2 separate regions of the Homo sapiens genome follow, and region 1 is linked to region 2. Evidence: chromatin loops called from intact Hi-C (ENCODE). Cell type or tissue: Caco-2. All regions are shown on one strand. Links, peaks and the distances in the headings refer to the core of each region. The heading gives the core; the rest is flanking DNA.

Evidence for each region. Hi-C counts contacts between places; a loop is a spot of excess contacts. Peaks named below come from ENCODE experiments on the same cell type or tissue, not always from the same donor. Only the 100,000 strongest peaks of a DNase experiment are listed, where the experiment ranks them.
Region 1: it touches region 2 in a loop (2.3-fold over the local background); 2 of 110 quality-filtered maps call a loop at or near these places.

What each region holds. Positions count from the first base shown.
Region 1 is chr10:46,049,085-46,055,849 of GRCh38, forward strand. No RefSeq gene overlaps it. Among named protein-coding and RNA genes, the nearest start is that of MSMB, 6.2 kb to the left of the region's middle. RefSeq lists a silencer at 3,305-3,599 and enhancers at 3,305-3,599, 4,332-5,156. In Caco-2, for the core only: no CTCF peak of the experiment used is centred there; a DNase peak (open chromatin) is centred at 3,557.
Region 2 is chr10:46,103,238-46,110,002 of GRCh38, forward strand. It overlaps the pseudogene AGAP7P. Among named protein-coding and RNA genes, the nearest start is that of MSMB, 60 kb to the left of the region's middle. In Caco-2, for the core only: no CTCF peak of the experiment used is centred there; a DNase peak (open chromatin) is centred at 3,594; H3K4me3 peaks cover 1,450 bases; H3K27me3 peaks cover 377 bases.

The sequences.
Region 1 (6,765 bases), core at 581-5,580, 54 kb before region 2:
ACCTGTAATCCCAGCACTTTGGGAGGCCGAGACGGGCGGATCACGAGGTCAGGAGATCGAGACCATCCTGGCTAACATGGTGAAACCCCGTCTCTACTAAAAATACAAAAAAATTAGCCGGGCGTCATGGCGGGCGCCTGTAGTCCCAGCTACTCGGAAGGCTGACGCAGGAGAATGGCGTGAACCCGGAAGGCGGAGCTTGCAGTGAGCGGAGATCGCGCCACTGCACTCCAGCCTGGGCGAGAGAGCGAGACTCTGTCTCAAAAAAAAAAAAAAGAAACGCTGTTGAAATCCAGGTCCTTCAGATAAAAATTTCCCACACTTATACTAATTTCTTTAAGATAAATTCATAGAGGCCGGGTGAGGTGGCTCGCACCTGTAATCCCAGCACTTTGGAAGGACGAGGTGGGTGGATCACGTGAGGTCACGAGTTCGAGACCAGCCTGACCAACATGGAGAAACCCCGTCTCTACTAAAAATACAAAATTAGCCGGGCGTGGTGGAGCATGCCTGTAATCCCAGCTACTCCGGAGGGTGAGGCAGGAGAATCACTTGAAACCGGGAGACGAAGGTTGCTGTGAGCTGAGATCACGCCATTGCACTCCAACCTGGGCAACAAGAGCGAAACTCCATCTCAAAAAAAAAAAAAATCACAAAGGTAGAATTTCTGGGTAAAAGAAAATTATAATTCTCTTAGATTATCACCTGTTACTATGATATGTGGGAAATGCTTTGTCTTAATTTATTTTTCTTTGCTAATTGGCAAGATTAGACCTTTTTTTTTTTTTTTTTTTTTTTTTTTGAGACGGAGTCTCGCTCTGTCTCCCAGGCTGCAGTGCAATGGTGCAATTTCAGCTCAGTACAAGCTCCACCTTCCAGGTTCACGCCCTTCTCCTGCCTCAGCCTCCCGAGTAGCTGGAACTACAGGCACCCTCCATCACACCCGGCTAATTTTTTGTATTTTTAATAGAGACGGGGTTTCACCATGTTAGTCAGGATGGTCTTGATCTCCTGACCTCGTGATCTGCCCCCCTCGGGCTTCCAAAGTGCTGGGATTACAGGCGTGAGCCACCGTGCACAGCCTAGACCTTTTTTTGTATATGTATTGACCAATTGTTTTTCTTCTTTTGTGAGTACCCTGTTCACTCATGTCCTTTAGCTATTTTTCTGTTTGGGTTATTTATATTTTTCTTCTGGATTAGTTAAGGCTTCTAATATTAAAGATATTAATCTTCAAGTGTCACACATGTTAAAATATTTCCCTGATTTTTTTCATGGTCAGCACACCCATTCTGGAGTTAGAACTAAGGAATGAGAAATTTTCCTCATTTATATTTTTACCTCTCAAATGATATGTTTTGACATGTAGAGATTTTAAACTTTAACTGACTACAGCCACACTATCCCCACCTGTGGGTCAGCACTACAAGCCCCAAAGAACACCTCAAGATCCATGGAGTCACACAGCCCTTGGGCTGATGCTGTGGCAGGAGCTGCCATTCATTTCCAGGGTTTTTTGTTTTGTTTTGTTTTTTGTTTTTTTCTGAGACAGAGTCTTGCTCTGTCGCCCAGGATGGAGTGCAGTGCTGCAATCTCAGCTCACTGCAACCTCCACCTCCCGGGCACAAGCGATTCTTGTGCTTCAGCCTTCCCAGTAGCTGGGGCTATAGGCATGCACCACCATGCCTGGCTAATTTTTGTATTTTTAGTAGAGACAGGGTTTCACCATTGCCCAGGTTGGTCTTGAACGCCTGACCTCAAGTGATCTGCCTGCCTTGGTCTCCCAAAGTGCTGGGATTACAAGCATGGGCCACCGTGCCCTGCCATCATTCCCAGTGTTAAAAGAACGTTAGACAAATTAAATTTAACAGAGTTTGATTGAGCAAAGAACCATTTGTGTGAATCAGGCAGCCCCCAGGCAAAAATAAGTTCAGAGAGACTCCTGCACTGCCTCATAGTCAAAGATTTATGGACAGAAAAAGGAAAGTGATGTACAGAAACTGGAAGTGAGGTACAGAAACAGACGGATTGGTGATGGCATGGTGCTTGGCTTATTTGAGTCCAGTTTCAACAGCTGGCCGCCTGTGAGTGGTTGAAGTCTGGCTGCTGTGATTAACTGAGACTCGGCTACTTGGTACGAGAGTAGGTGACAGCCTGTTTACACGTGCAGTTAGCTTACAGTTCACTATGTACAGAGAAACCATTAGGGTGAATTTAAAATATGTAAGGAGAAGGCTTTAGGCTAAACTTGATTTAACACCAGGATCGGTGGGGTCTCCCCTTACCAGTCTTCAAGCTGATGACTTATCTCTCATCCACTTCCTCTCCCATCGTGCTCTAGAGCCTTTCCAAACCATGATCTCTTCTCTTAAACCTCTCACCCAACTGCCTACTTCATACGCAGAACACAATCTTATTTCGTATCTCACAGAGACCAGAGGTGAAAACTGCACCCCCACCCCTACCCTGCACATTGCCCTCCACCGGCTCCTGTTCTTTCCACTTTCCCTCTGGGTCCCTTCCTCACCCCAAATACGCAATACGGATCCCATTCCCCTCCCCATCGGCCCCCATTCCTTCCCAGGGACCCCTCCATAAAAGCCAGCCTCCCCAAGACAAGCAGGCATGAAGGGACAGATGGAAAAGTGTTCAGTGTTCGAGGACTGCCCAATTCCCAGCCTGGCATAAGCCAGCCTCCCTGAGGGTCCACTTATACCCTGGCAATTTTACTTTGTAGAGCCCAATCTTTGTGATACCCTGTGGCAGGACCCGTTTTGGTATTCGTCAGGATTCTGTTCTGTTGGAAACCGAACTAAAATGAGCATGGGCAAAAAGAGACGTTTTCAGCTCAAGTGTTAAGTCCAGAGGTGGACCAGCTTCTGGACTGCGGGGCTTAGTCTAGGACAGACATTATGAGAGTTTTCACTCTGCAGAAACCAGAAAGACAGACTCTGCCCCCACCCATGGATTCATTTCTGCATAATCTCTTGCTTCAAAAATACAATAAGACAAATTCTCCATGCCAAAGGATGCAGTAGAGGGTCTTTTTACAGCAACAGAAATGCTGTAGGATGAACCCCCTATATGGAGTGAGGGTGACGGTGGGATAGAGATCCTGGATATCCAGGCAAAGAACTGGGTTGGAAAAGGAAGCCACTAATAGAATAGCGAGAAAGAACACTGTAAATGCTGTGAGCCACAGCTACTCTGGATACAGTGTCACAAGAGTGCACTGGAATGCATTGAGGCTGACAAGCCAGGGACCAGGAAGACTGCTGGTGAATAATCTTTCTGGTTTTCTGTAAGGAACTTGGAAAGCTTATCCAGAGAGGTGTGAAAACAGCAGAAAAAACACTGGGACAAAGAAACGGGGCAAAAGCAAACATGTTCCAGATTAGCCGCTGAGAAACCTAAGAAACAAAACCAGGTTTTGTCCCAGAGAAAAGGGAGACTTGGGCATCCCCTTGGAGGCCCGGAAGCTTCTTGTTTGTCAAGTGGATTAAAGGGTATTTGGTCAAGGATTGTGTGTTTACAGCTTAAAGCAACTATGCACAGAACCCAGGAACTACCTGCCTCTCACGCTTTCAATGGATTGTCCCAGAGACTGCTCCCTTTTGTGAAGCTGATGTTTGTCTTGTGTTGAATGTAACACAGTCACAAGGAGGCTACCGTGACAGGGAGCTTGTATTTTCTTTCTGGATGTGGTATTCAAAGTGTTGAACAACCAGTATGGCTCAACCACTGACCCTTCAGTTCAGCTGCCAGAAGTCAGTCTGGGGGACCCTACTGTGCGAGGCTCTATTCCTTCTGTTTCTGGATGATGTTGAGGTCTGGAGGGGCCAGGATCCAACATGCTGAGTGGGGGCACTCAGGAGTGTTGGGCAGCAGCCACGTACCCACCAGTATATCTGAACTGATCTATACCAGCATCACAGGCCCTTATTCTCCTCATAGAGCACATGCTAAGTAAATGCAGCCACTGAATCAGACAGAAGAACGCCAGCCAGCAACCTTCTGTCCTTACCATGAGCAGTGCCTTCCAGAACCACCCCAGGGTGGAGGGCTGAGAGGTGGGAAGGGAGCTGGAGCCTCTCATGTCCACACATGCATTACCTCAGGGATTTCCCAGCAACACAACAAAACAGGCCTTCTCTCGCCCACTTTACCAGTGGGGCATTGAGGTTTCAGGATGGAAACAACTATTCAGGGTTTTCAGATGGTGAGAAAGAGTGAGAATTTAAACCCAGGCCTGAGATGAAGCAGGGACCTGTGCCACCACCCCGAACGCCACCATCAAGCATGGAAATAAAGGAAAATCTTGAGTGCCTTCAAGGGAAATTTCAGGCATCCAGCTAGCCCTGAGAAGTAAGTAAGTAACTTGTTAGGCAGGAAGGTAATAGTAGCCCAAAACAATAGCCAAGGAAGTTAGAGTCCGGAGATGTTTAGTTTTAGGAACTAAAGATAACATCTTAACACACGTCCTTGAGTTTGTCATTCAGAAACCTGGACCTCCATGTGGACCCCCACCAAACGGATCTGCTGGCCTGCAGACCTCAGATAGAGGGAGCTGAGGACTGCACTCTGACCACCTTCTTTCATTCTAAATTTCTTCCGGAGGCTCCTGAAAGCCACACCCATGAGCTAAAGCTAATATTCTTTTCTGTTAACCCTGAATTTTCAGGCAAGGCATCGCCTCCTGAACCAACTACAAATCAAAGAATCTCTGAATCCACCTATGACCTGTAAGCCCCTGCTTCAAGATATCTCACCTTTTTTAGGCCAAACCAATGTGTACCCTTCATGTACTGATTTACAATTTTATCTAACTTCTGCTGCTTTCCTGAAAATTTACCCCGCCTTTAAAAACCCTTACCTGTGTGAAAGGAAACTATGTTGGCCCTCCCAAATCACTAAGTTAAAGAGAAAATTCAAGCTGGGAACTGCTTAGGGCAAATCTGCCTCGCATTCTATTCAAAGTCATCCCTCTGCTCACTGAGATAAATGCATATCTGATTGCCTCCTTTGGAAAGGCTAATCAGAAACTCAAAAGAATGCAACCGTTTGTCTCTCACCTATCTGTGATCTGGAAGCCCACTGCCTGCTTCAAGTTGTCCTGCCTTTCCAGACCAAACCAATGTTCATTTTACATATGTTGATTGATGGCTCATGTCTCCCTAAAAGGTATAAAACCAAGCTGTGCTCTGACCACCTTGGGCACATGTCGTCAGAACCTCCTGAGGGTGTGTCACGGGGGCATGTCCTCAACCTTGGCAAAATAAACTTTCTAAATTGACACTTGTCTCAGATTTTCAGGGTTCACATCTGCCAGCCATCAGAGAGTTCAGGTTTTGAGCATGCGCTGCCTGGTCCCCCTTGCTCAGGGCTCTGTGAATAAACACCTTCCTTTCTAGTGCTGCAACTTCAGTGTGGATATCTGGACTTAACTGCACTGGGCAAGCCGACCCCAATTTGTCAAGCACGTCCATGTGAAGAAACCACCAAACAGGCTTTGTATGAGGAATAAAACTTTTAATTCACTTGGGTGCAGGTGGGCTGAGTCCGAAAAGAGTCAGCAAAGGGAGATGGGGAAGGGATTGCTTTATAGGAGTTGGGTAGGTAATGGAAAGTTACAGTAAAACGTGGTTATCTATTGTTAGCAGAGGAGGGGGTCACAAGGTACATAGTGGGGAGATCATAAGACTCATTGTCCAGAAGAAGAATGTCACAAAGTTGGTTGATCAGCTAAGGTAGGGCAGGGACAAGTCACAATGGTAAAATGTTGTAATTTTGGTTACTCAGTTAAGGCAGGAACTGGCTGTTTTACTTTGTGGGTTTTTTGGCTGCTCCAGACTTCTTGGTTCCTGCAGGCCATCTGGACATATATGTGCAGGTCACAGGGGTTATAATAGCTGAGCTTCAGCTCAGAGGCCTGACACAATTCAGTTATATAATAGTCCTAATGACCCAAAAGCCAGTACTCTCTTTTTTTTTTTTTTTTTTTTTTTTTTGAGATGGAGTCTCGCGCTGTCGCCCGGGCTGGAGTGCAGTGGCGCTATCTCAGCTCACTGCAACCTCCGCCTCCTGGGTTCAAGTGATTCTCCTGCCTCAGCCTCCTGCGTAGCTGGGATTACAGGTACATGCCACCATGCCCAGCTAATTTCTGTATTTTTTTTTTAGTAGAGATGGGGTTTCACCATGTTGGCCAGGCTGGTCACAAACTCCTGACCTCAAATGATCTGCCACCTCGGCCTCCCAAAGTGCTGGGATTACAGGCGTGAGCCACCACGCCCAGCCAAGCCCCTGCTCTCTTTACAGCCAGGGCTGCCTCCCTCACACACCTGCCCAAAGGGCTGGCAGCATCTGCACTCAAGTGAAGAGATCTAAGCACCTTTGAGCCCCAGAGCAGCAGGTGGGGGCTACCACCAGCATGGGGCCTTTCATGCGGGAGATCCCACAGCCCTTCTCCTTCCCCTTCCTCCTCCCTTGACAATGTGTTCAGGTCTCCCACAGCCTTTGGCACCAAGAAATTCCAATAGATGTTAACCAGCCTGGTAATTTAGTACAGCGTTAGCACCAAGTCGCCAAGGTTGAGGATATGCTACCGTGACACACCCTCAGGAGGTTCTGACAACATGTGCCCAAGGTAGTCAGAGCACAGCTTGGTTTTATACCTTTTAGGGAGACATGAGCCATCACTCAACATATGTAAAATGAACACTGGTTCAGTCTGGAAAGGCAGGACAATGTGAAGCAGGCAGGGGGCTT
Region 2 (6,765 bases), core at 629-5,628:
TGTTGCCCAGGCTGGTCTTGAACTCCTGATCTCAAGTGATCAGCCTGCCTTGGATCCCAAAGTGCTGGGATTACAGCCATGAGCCACCATGCCCGGCCCTAACACTTATTTAGTGTTTCTATTTCTGTCAATTCATATGACATATTTTTCTAGGAATTTGAACATTTATTAGCATGCCTTGTTATAAAGTTGTTCAGTTTATAGTTTATGTTTTTTTGTTTTATTTTATTAGGTGCATGCAAGTTTAGAATTGTTATGGCTTCCTGGAAAATGCAGCTGATTAGGAACTGATCCTCTTAACCCCTGGTCACACTTTCTCTGTGCTGAAGACTCCCACTTCCTTTTGGTTTCCCCAGCATCCCGGCCATATCTCCGTTATCTTTTCCCATCCTTTTATGTTAAACTTTTTTATGTCCTTATGTATTAGATATGTCTCTTTTTGAAAGTATATAGCCAGTTTTTATTGCTGCTTTTTTTTTTTTTTTTTTTTTTTGAGACATGGTCTCACTCTGTTGCCCAGGCTGGAGGGCAGTGGTGCGATCTTGGCTTACTGCAACCTCTGCTTCCTGGGTTCAAGACATTCTCGTGCCTCAGCCTCCCGAGTACCTGAGACTACAGGTGCACACCAACACTACCTGAGACTACAGGTGCGCACCACCACATCCGGTTAGTTTTTGTATTTTTTTGGTAGAGATGGGGATTCACCATGTTGGCCAGGCTGGTCTCGAACTCCTGACCTTGAATGATCCGCCTACCTTGGCTTCCCAAAGTCCTGGGATTACAGGCGTGATCCCACCGTGCCCAGCCAATTTTTTTTTTTTAAGAGTCAGGGTCTCACTCTGTTGCCCAAGCTAGAGTGCAGTGGTGCACTGATAGCTCACTATAACCTGGAACTTCTAGGCTCCTGCCTCCCACAGTCCAGTAACTAGGACTATAGGTGTGCACCACCACACCCAGCTAATTTTGTTTTTTGTGTTTTTTTTTTTTGAGAGAAAGGTTCTTGCTATGTTGCACAGACTGGCCTCAAGCAATCCTCCCGCATCTGCCTCCCAGAGCTATGGAATTACAGGCATGAGCCACGGTGCTGGATTGCATTTTTTTTTCTTTTTCTTTTTTTTTAGCAGACAAATTCTGACTTTAAATGGCAAGTTAAGTACATTGTGGGGAGCACGAAACTGCACCAATCAGATCTGTGACTGTGGGGAGTATGACTGGGAGAAGGGAGTGTTTTGGGAATCCATTCTCTACCACCACAATGGGCCACCACATTCACGGAAAGACCACACCCCTCACAGGCTTCTTCTAGCCAGAGGCCAGCAGGGATATGAAGACAGGCCCATGCCTAGGAAATCTCAGACTCCTCAGATGGCTCAAGGTCTCCCCATCTGCTTGGATAAACTTTCCTGGAACTGGTCTCCCCTCTGAAATTATTCTTTCATTTTCAGAAAACTCCCCATATTGGTGATGGTCATTATTTTCTGTATCTAGCCACTCACCTTAATCAGCGTGTTCCCAGCTTCTTTGCTCACCATTGTTTGTTGAACTCCACTCTTATGAGTTGTTTCCTTCTTTCTGAAATACATTCTTATCCTTTCATCAAGGTTGTACAGGTTGTAAACTCACACTTTGCACATCTGACAATACCTTCATTTTGTGCTCACACTTGATTTATATTCCAGATAGATACAGAATTCTATTTTTGAGGCACCCAAGGACATATCACTGGTGGCTGTGGCAACTTTATCATTGGTTTCACCACCAGTCTTTCCTGGGTAATCTGTGTTTTGAGTTTGGTGACTTTCAAATTGTTTTCTTTGTCTCTGATGTTCTGCATTTCGGATTTGATGTCTCTCTCTATTCCTCAATGTTCTCTCTTCCATAAAAGAAAAGTTTTGCTTCAGGACTGTGAGAGGCAGTCAAACCAGAGCGACTCCATTTTGAGTGAGGGCTAGGAAAATGAGGAGGGGACTTGCTGGGCTGCGTTCTCAGAAAGCTAGGCATTCCTCGCCTCTAGATGTTCACAGTTAAGGGAACAAATTAATAATGTTTACTAAACAGACCCAGACTTGGGAGTGTCCAGATATCAAGATATCTGGAGAACAAAGGCATTCCTAATTTTGCTTTAAAGATAATATTGATGCTTGCAAAATACAGTAATTAAGAAAATGAATCCTTTATCACAAACTCTTTTGCAGAGCACATCTCCCCATCTACACAAGCGTTGTACCTAGGATGGGGGCTTTACTCCTCTTACTTTCGGGAACGTCCCACTCTGTCTATGGAGTAGCTGCACTCTGACCACTTGACTTTCTTAATAAACTTGCTTTTGCTTTGCACTGCAGACTCGCCCTGAATTATTTCTTGCGTGAGATCCAAGAACCCTCTCTTGGGGTTTAGATGGGGACCTCTTTCCTGTAACAGGACCATCTCTAAGGTTTGATGTATGTTCTGAACCCAGCTTCCCCTCCTCAGACTTATGTTTGTCCTTGAGGATCTCATCTTTGCAACAGACCCTCCAAAGCCTTGGAGAGAAACTCAGCGCTTCCTCACGGTATCTCCGCGCACCCACTCACCCCTACCACGTCAGAACACCCACTGAGTGACGGAATTAATCAATGAGGGAGCAGGGACTCAGGGTGGTTTTCCTTTCAGTACTTGAAGAATTCTCCCTTCTCCAAACGAAGCTGCTTTGCACCCTACGCTCAAGCAATGTGACCCATGCACACTTGCCTGCAACAGCACCAAGAACTGCGATTACCTGAGACTCTATCCCATCTACCCTCACTCCCCCACTGCAGGGGAAACCCCAGGTCCTCCGAGTCCCAGCGCAGTCTCCACCCACCCCACAGTCATTCCGTCCAGACCACGGCCCTTCTGCCCTGGCCCCCTCCCACCCTCCAGGGGCAGTTAAGCCCCCAGACACCTCTGTGTTGTAAGGGTCGCGGAGCCCCCCTTCCTGGCAAAGTGCTGCGCGGTCACAGCTGGGGCCAGGGGAGCGGGGGCCAGGAGAGCGGAGGCGGCGGGGCGCTCCTGGAGGATCTGGGCTACTTGGGCGCTGGGGAGGTGCCGCTAGCGGGGCCGCCAGGTCGCGCGGGGAGGGAGGGCTGGGAGGCCACGGGGGTCGTCCGCGAAGAGGGAGCCACAGGCACGGGGCGCATCGCCGCGGCCCCCAGGGCCCAGGAGCGAGAGGTAGGGGAGCCTAGAGCCAGAGGGCGGCGGCGAGAGCTGGAGCCGCCTTCAAAGGACGCCCTCGCCCTCCCGCAGGCGCCGGCGCCCGGCCCAGTCCGAGCCATCAGAGGGCTGTCTGCCGAGCTGAGCCCGGGGAGGACTGGGCTGCCCAGCTGATCACAGGCTTTCTACCGGGTTGCGGGTTCTCCGGCCCCGGCACCCTCCCGCGCCGGGGCCGCCCACCCACAAGCCCTGCCCGGAAGGCGTGTGCGGCCAGGAAGGCGGGGCCTGGTGTCCTCAGGGCTCTGGCGCCAAGTTCAGAGCCGCGCGCTGGGCGCTTGGCGGTGGCGGCCGCGTCTGCACCTCCTCCCTGCGCGCCGCCTGACAGCCTGGGAGAGAAGCGCCCTCAGGTCGGCCAAGACCAAGACCGAGAGCAAGCGGGCGCGGGCAGCGGGGCCCATCTCATTTCCACTGCCTTTCCCCACAGTAGCGCTCTTGAGTCCTGACTTTGGCTGTTGGGTCCTTCCCTTCCCTCTGTCGCCAGCTTCCTCCCGCATTCTCCCAGGTCCTCTCTGAGTCCCATTCCTGTTCCTGTCCCCTGCCTTTCTGCCTCTTGTCTCCTTGTCCCGTCCCGTTTCTTTCTCCTCTCATCTCTCCCTTTTTTGTGTGTGTCTGCTTTATTGGCTATTTCTCTGTCTTGTCTCTTTTCCCTCTCTCACTGTCTTTTTCTCTCTCCCTATCCTCCGCTCATTTTTTGCAAGCAAGAATTCTCCCTTTGATTTATTTTTCTCCTAGAGAGACATGTTGGGCCGCGGTTCTCTTCATCCACCCATCCCTCCGTTCATGACATATTGCTCCATTATCTTCTTGGGCTGGCTGCTAGGGTAAGAACCATGCATCAGACCCAGATCCTTTCTCCAATAGATTATATCCAAAGATCTGGACATGTAACCTGTTCAGTGCCTTTTCTGGGGGAAAATACATAGATGATCAAATTATGAATCTCTGACTTTTCAGAGTTACCTGAAAGAAAACATCTGGTTTTAGAATCACAGCTTGATTGCATTCTTTCCTTGACCTTTTGCCTTTTACTAATAGGCACAGACATTGCAGGAGTAAGCTAAGCCTCGCAGAAGCATTTAAGGGACACTCACACCTTCTGTGCAATGCCAGGTGCAGGGGAGGGAGGGGGCAGGATACAGAGCTGGGTTGTGGGAAGACAGTGGGAGGCCAGGGCTTTGAACCTGAAACATTTGAGGAAGCCTGGAAATAAGAAAATAACAGTAAATTTCTAAAATATGTAGTTGCCCATGCCACTGATGTACGGAAATGAAGTTGCCTAATTACTCCTGAGAGTGACATGAGACATTTTATAACAATAATTCTAGGCCAGGCGCGGTGGCTCACGCTTGTAATCCTCGGCTTTGGGAGGCCGAGGCGGGCGGATCACGAGGTCAGGAGATAGATACCATCCTCGCTAACACTGTGAAACCCCGTCTCTACTAAAAACACACAAAAAAATTAGCTGGGCATGGTGGCGGGCGCCTGTAGTCCCAGCTACTCAGGAAGCTGAAGGAGGAGAATGGCGTGAACCCAGGAGGCGGAGCTTGCAGTGAGCGGAGATCGCGCCATTGCACTCCAGCTTGGGCTACAGAGCGAGCTGGACCCTCATAGGGATGGATGCAATCCCATCACCCACTCAGATGCCTGAGACTGTGCAGAAGCAGGGCCAGTGAAAGCAGAGGGCAGATCCAGCAGTGCTTCAAGGGGCCCTGCTATGCGGATTTAGAGTCGGCCATGGACATGGCTGAAGATGGCCAGGACATAGAACAGGGAGCAACAGCAGTACTCATTGCCCGTTGGCAAACAACGCCATATTGCTATACTTTCTGATAATCATGCTTAAGCAATTGGGGAATTCAGACTACCTGGGATCAAACTATGGCCCCACCCTTAGCAGTCATGTGACCTTGGGGAGGTTACTTACCTTCTCCGTCTCAACAACTTCTGCAAAATCTGTAACATGAGATTGTTTCTGAGGGTTAAATGAGCATAGCACAGTGGGGACACTGTCAGGCACACACTACTTGCCAGATGTCGAGTATTCATCTTTATTGAAATAGGACTGTGGTAAGCCACTTTATGGCTCTCGATTTTGTATGAGAAAATCATGCTTAGTGCCTTGTTAGTAAAAGAAAGAAAACCTGAAAGTCCCTGCCACGGAAGGAAGAAATAGCGGGGAGAAAAGGGAGTTGGTAAGTTTCAGCATTTCAGAGCTTGGAGGGGCAAGTTAGGTTTCTATTTTATGGAGAAGGAGGTGGAGGCAGGATGGGTCCTAAGGTGTCATTCAAAACACACAGCCATAACTCTTTATTGAGAGTAGAGCTAGGGCCCCAGGGATTGCTGTGGTCAAGTTGCGGACAAAAATGACCACTCGTTGGAAGACAGGAGAGGAGTGTTTAGTTACAAAAGCAGTCAACAATTCAGGTGTATCTATATTCAGTCAGCAAATAAAAGTTGTTCAACTTGGTTGCTAATGGGACCCACTCTACTGAGGCTTTGTATAGAACTCATAGAGGAAGCTGGCTTCGAGGAATGAACTACCCTTTGCTTTTCTTAGGACTAAAATCTCAGGAAGCTGGTGATGAATGAAAACCTTAGTCCCACTGGCACTGCACGAGGGGCCAGGAGAGCAGCAGCATCATAAGCCACAGGGTGGGGCAGCCAAGGCAGGGGCATTCTGAGCTGTTGGGGAGGGGTGGCAGGCAGGGTGGGGCACTGTGAGGTGTCGGGGAGGGCATTGTGAAGTGTGGGGTGGAGCATTGTGTGCCACATGCCTGGGCTCCCACCTGGGGCCAGTGGGCTTCAGTCTGTAGGTGACTACAGAAGGAGGAGGAGCTCCGTCTGTTCTCTCTTCAGGCAGTTGTTGTGTCTCTCAGCGCTTGTTGGGTTCACAACCTATTAAATAAGCCGGCTGGTCTTCACCCTCCCAGACAAGTCAACTCAGGGGAGGCAGCAGGGTGCGGGCCTTGGCCCGCAGCCCTAGCCGGGGCCGGGGCCAGGGCTGGTGCCCGGGGCCTCGCTGTGAGGTAGGCAGGCGAGGAGCGGGAAGACCATCTCTGCAAGTGCAGCATAGCCTCGGCCTAGGACAGCGGGAGTGCGTGGCCAAAGCTGTGAGCAGAGGCACAGGTGGTGGCAGACAGTAGAGGCGCCCCATGGGGAACATACTGACCTGTCGTGTGCACCCTAGCGTCAGCCTCGAGTTTGACCAGCAGCAGGGGTCGGTGTGTCCCTCTGAATCTGAGATCTATGAGGCAGGAGCTGAGGACAGGATGGCAGGAGCGCCCATGGCTGCTGCTGTACAGCCTGCTGAGGTGACTGTTGAAGTTGGTGAGGACCTCCACATGCACCACGTTCGTGACCGGGAGATGCCTGAAGGTGAGGAGGTGATAGGTGCCATCTACCCTCGGTTTGCCTCTGGCTGCTACTGTCCCCAAGGTTCCCTTTGAGGCATCCCCCACTTCGAGCTCCTTTCTGCTTGTAGCCAGCTTTCCCGGGGGCTGGCCAGGAACAAAAGCTGGCTCTGCCTTGAATTCC